2 separate regions of the Homo sapiens genome follow, and region 1 is linked to region 2. A link is a loop called in an ENCODE intact Hi-C map of the cell type or tissue named here. Cell type or tissue: heart right ventricle. All regions are shown on one strand.

Evidence for each region. A loop is a pair of places that touch in the nucleus more often than their neighbours do. Peaks named below come from ENCODE experiments on the same cell type or tissue, not always from the same donor. Only the 100,000 strongest peaks of a DNase experiment are listed, where the experiment ranks them.
Region 1: a loop joins it to region 2, with 2.5 times the contacts of the local background. A loop is called at or near these places in 6 of 110 quality-filtered maps.

The regions. Positions count from the first base shown.
Region 1 is chr18:35,393,776-35,396,275 of GRCh38, forward strand. No RefSeq gene overlaps it. Among named protein-coding and RNA genes, the nearest start is that of ZNF396, 18 kb to the left of the region's middle. In heart right ventricle, no CTCF peak of the experiment used is centred here; no DNase peak of the experiment used is centred here.
Region 2 is chr18:35,729,385-35,731,884 of GRCh38, forward strand. LOC105372064 (a long non-coding RNA gene) reads right to left here and starts at 1,472. Exons shown (of 5, transcript XR_935377.3): 1 at 1,298-1,472. In heart right ventricle, no CTCF peak of the experiment used is centred here; a DNase peak (open chromatin) is centred at 1,506; H3K4me3 peaks cover 738 bases; H3K27ac peaks cover 677 bases.

The sequences.
Region 1 (2,500 bases), 340 kb before region 2:
GGGTGCAACTTCATCCTTTTTCATGTGGCAATCCAGTTGTCCCAGAACCATTTGTTGAAAAACCCATTCTGTCCCATTGTATTGTTTTGGCACCTTTGTCAAAAATCAGTTGACCATAAACATATGAATTTATTTCTGGACTTTCAATGTCATTCTGTTGATCAATGTATCTGTCCTTATGCCAGTACCACATAGTTTTGATTACTGCAAATTTGTGGTAAGTTTTGAAATCAAGAAGTGTAAATTCTCCAACTTCATTCTTTTCCAAGATTGTTTTGGTTATTCTGGGTCCCTTGCATTTCCACATGAATTTTGGAATCAGCTTGTCAGTTTTTCTAAAACAGGCAGCAGTGATTTTGATAGGCATTGTGCTGAATCTGTAGATCAGTTGGGGGAGTATTGCCACCTTAATATCGTATGTTTTCCAATCCATGGACATAGAATGCCTCTCTGTTTTTTAAAGTCTTTTTAATTTCTGTCAACAGTGTTTTGTAGTTTTCAGTATACAAGCCTTCAGACTTATTTTGTTAAATTTATTCCTAAGTATTTCATTATTTTTGAGGCTATTGTAAATGGAATGCCTAATGTTATTTTTGGATTACTCATTGATGCTGTATAGAAATACAGTTGATTTTTGTATATTGATCTTGTATCAATTACAAGGGTTCAGCAACATTGCTGAAATTGTTTATTATTTATTAGTTCTAATAGTTCCTTTGGTGGTTTCTTTTTTTTTTCTTTTTTTTTTTTTGAGATGGAGTTTCACTCTTGTCTCCCAGGCTGGTATACAATGGCGCAATCTCGGCTCACTGCAATCTATGCCTCCCAGGTTCAAGTGATTCTCCTGCTTCAGCCTCCTGAGTAGCTGAGATTACAGGCATGGACCACCACGCTCAGCTAATTTTTTGTATTTTTAGTAGAGACGGGGTTTCACCATGTTGGCCAGGCTGGTCTCAAACTCCTGACCTCAGGTGATCCACCTGCCTTCCGGTGGCTCACACCTCTAATCCCAGCACTTTGGGAGGCCGAGGCGGGTGGTGGCTTCTTTAGAATTTTTCTTTTCTTATTTTTAGGAACAGGATCTTGCTCTGTTGCCCAGGCTGGAATGCAGTAACACAATCACAGCTCACTGCAGCCTTGACTTCCCAGCTTCAAACAGTCCTCCCATCTCAGTCTCCTGAGTAGGGGGTACTACAGGCATGTGCCATGATGCCTGGCTAATTTTTTAATTTTTGTGTAGCGACGACTTTTGCTTTGTTGCCCAGGCCGGTAGAATGTTCTTTGTATTATTCATATCATTGGAAAATAAAGATAGCTTTACTTCTTCCTTTCCAATCAGGGTGCTTTTTATTTCATTTTCTTGCCCAATTTCCCTGGCTAGAACCTGCGGTACAATATCGAATAGGTGTGGTGAAAATGAACATCTTTGTCTTATTCCTGATTTTAGGGGGAAAATTTTCCATTTTTTACCATTTAGTGTGATGTTAGCTATGAGAGTTTTGTTGTTGTTGTTTTTTTGAGTCAAGGTCTCACTCGGTTGCCCAGGCTGGAGTACAGTGGCCCAATCATGGCTCATTGCAGCCTTGACCTCCTCAGGCTCAGGTGATCCTCCCACCTCAGGTTCCCGAGTAGCTGAGCCCAAATGTGCACACCCCCATGGCTGGCTAACTTTTGTGTTGTAGAGATGGGGTTTCACCACGTTGCCCAGGCTGGTCTCAAACTCCTGATTTCAAGCAATCCACCCGCCTTGGCCTCCCAAAGTGCTGGGATGAAAAGTGTGGCCCATAGCTGGCCAGGTGCGGGTTTTTCATCCCCGCGCCTGGCCAGCTATGGGTTTTCATAAATGCTCTATATTAGGTTAAGGAAGTTCCCTTCAATTTCTAGGTTTGTTTTTCTCATGAAAGGATATTGAATTTTTGGTGAATTTTTTTGTGTGTCTATTGAGATGGTCATGTGGGTTTTGCTTTTTATTCTATTGATATGGTGTAATTACATTTATTAATTTTCTTTTGTTGAATTGTCTTTCTTAAAAACCATAGTATATATAATTGTTTTGTAGTCTGTATCTGATATTTTTAGCATCTGAAATTGTTGCATTTGCTGTTTCTTTCTCAAGGATTCTAGTTTTCTTACATGTTTTGTGACTTTTGACTATAACTGAAGTTACTTGTAGAAATAATTTGAGATGAGGATGATGGTACCTTCCTCCAGAGAAGATATTTATTTGCCACTTACAAAACAGCAGGAAGTCTCCCTATCCAGGACCACCTCAAATCATACGAAAGCACTGAGATTTCCTGAACAGCCTAGGTGATTCAAAAGTGGCCTGTAATTTTGCACAAAAGCATTATAATTCACCCCCACTTCAAGGAAGGTTTCCTCTGACTCCTGTGTGTGGTATCTGTCCCCCTTACCCTGTTAGTTCTCTAAAAGGAAAGTTGGAGTGTTCTGTAATAGGAAAGTATACTAAAAAATGATATAGACCCTTACCTTATATCAT
Region 2 (2,500 bases):
CTGGGTATACAGTCAAAAGAAAGTAAACTGTTCTACCAAAAAAATAAGTGTACCTGTATGTTCATTGCAGCATGGTTCACAAAAGCAAAGACATGGATTCAACCCAGGTGCCTATCAACTCTGGATTGAGTAAAGAAAATATGGTACATATACACCATGGAATACTATGCAGCCATAAAAAGGAGCAAAATCAAGTCCTTTGTAGCAACATTGGATGAAGGTGGAGGCCATTATCCTAAGCAAACTACTGCAGAAACAGAAAACCAAATCTACATGTTCTCACTTATAAGTGGGAATGCACAACAAGTACACATGGACAGAAAGATGAGAGCAATAGATATTGGGAAATACAAGAGGTGAGAGGGAGGGAGGGAGGCAAGGGCTGAAAAACTATCTATTGGGTACTATGCTCACCCCCTCAGAGATAGATTCATTTACTCCAAACCTCAGCATCACACAATATACGTTTGTAACAAAATTGCATATGTACCCCTGAACCTGTAATAAAAGTTGAAGAAAAAAAAACCCAAAAAAAGTGTAAGACTTACATGCTGAGAACAAAAACATCACTGAAAGAAATTAAAGAAGATCTAAATAAACACACATTGATGAATCAAAAAGCCTAATATTAAGATGCTTGTTTTAAGTTTGTTTAATATACTTGGCATCTCAGCATCCATTTTTAGGTCTGATGTAAGTTATTTGAAACCCAGTTGTACTCCATCACCTTTGGCTTTTAAAATTTCTCCTCCCTTTGTGGTCGTTTCCAGTACAGCCTGCTTTTTCCTCATCCTACTGACTCAAAAACCCAACACAGCTCACAGCTGCTGGCTACAATAAATCCTAATGGTCAACACCAGAGTCACAAAAATAAGTTCCCCATTCAGCAGGTTTTTGTTAACTAATCAGTCTACAACTCCTGAGAGAAAGCCTAAAGGTTAATGCCTATGGAACTTAATGAAGGTATAGTACCACGAGTCCCCCTTCCCACTTTCTCCTCTCTCACCCTCCCCGCCTGCCCCCTTCTGCACTACACCTCTTGTTGGCTCCAGATGTCCCAACACCTCATAGGCACCCCTAACCTCTCTGGGACCTGTGAGTAATAAATTTCTTCTGTTTCACAAACTTTGGTTTCACTTTCTCATTGTGTCTCACCTGACAGACACACTTGAACCTAATTATCCCCCCAGTCAGGGCTCTCTTAGAGGGTGGCTATCTTAGCTTATAGCCACTGTCAAGAAAGAGACCCCAAGACCAAATTAGAAAAAATAAAACAAAACATAATAATAGAACTCACAACAATGGTACTACTCTCTGTCCTGTTTGGAGTCAGGTTCCAGCTCATGCTGAGGTCCGAAGCGAGTGGATGGACGAGCAGATAGCTGAAAGAACGCTGCGGGGGCTGTAGGCAGGTGAAAGGTTGTTTTATTCAGTAACTCTCTTAGCAGCAGCTCACTCACACTAGCTCTGTCACACTGTTCGCCTTGTCTTGGCTGCTTAGCCCGGCGGCTCCCACACACAGCTGCATGGCTGGCTCTCCCTTCAGGGTCAGCAGCTTAACTCTTTCTCTCTCTCTGTGGGTACAAGTGAGCAGAGCTGTGTTCTGGCTCCCTCCTGTCCATCTGCAAAGACGGACAGCTCTGGCTCTCTCTCTCCTTCTCTGGGCACAAGCGCACCTGTACAGTGTCAGCAGGTCAGTAATACCTTTTACAGACAATAGTGGCTTAGAGCCAAATGATGAGCCTTCTTATGTTATGGCTACATGGCTAAGATAACAAGTGGAGTTATATGCCTGTGCTGTAAACTCACTGAGTCACTCTAGATGTTTACCTCAGCCTATCCATGACCAAAGCACAGCCATGTTCTTTACACTCCCCAGATCTGAAAATTTAGTACAATCCCTATCAAAATCTCAAGTGTCTTTTTTTTTTTTTTTTTTTTTTTTGCGTAACTTGACAAGCTGATTCTAAAATCTATACGGAAAATCAATGTACACAGAAGAGTCAAAACAATTTTGAAAAAAAAGAACAACATTGGAGTACTCACACCCTAAGATTTACGGTCTTACTACAAAGCTACAATAATAGAGAAAGCCAACATTGCACTGTAGTTCCTATAGAGGGGTGAAGGGAGGGAGTGGGACATGGTGTGAGGATAGTCATATAGATCAACTGAACAGAATTCAGAGTCTAGAAATAACCTTTATATTTAGGTCAATTGATTTTCAACAAGAGTACAAAGAAAATACAATGGAATAATAGTCTTTTCAACAAATGGTGGTGGGACAACTGGGTATCTGCCTGCAAAAGGAAGGTGGACCCCTACATCACACCATATGTAAAAAGTAACTCAAAATGAATCAAAGACATAAATATAAGAGCTAAAACCATAAAACTCTTAGAAGGAAACATGCATGATCTTCATGACCTTGGATTAGACAATGACTTCATAGACATGAAACCAAAAGCACCAGCAAAAGTAGGAAACAAATAAGCTGGAC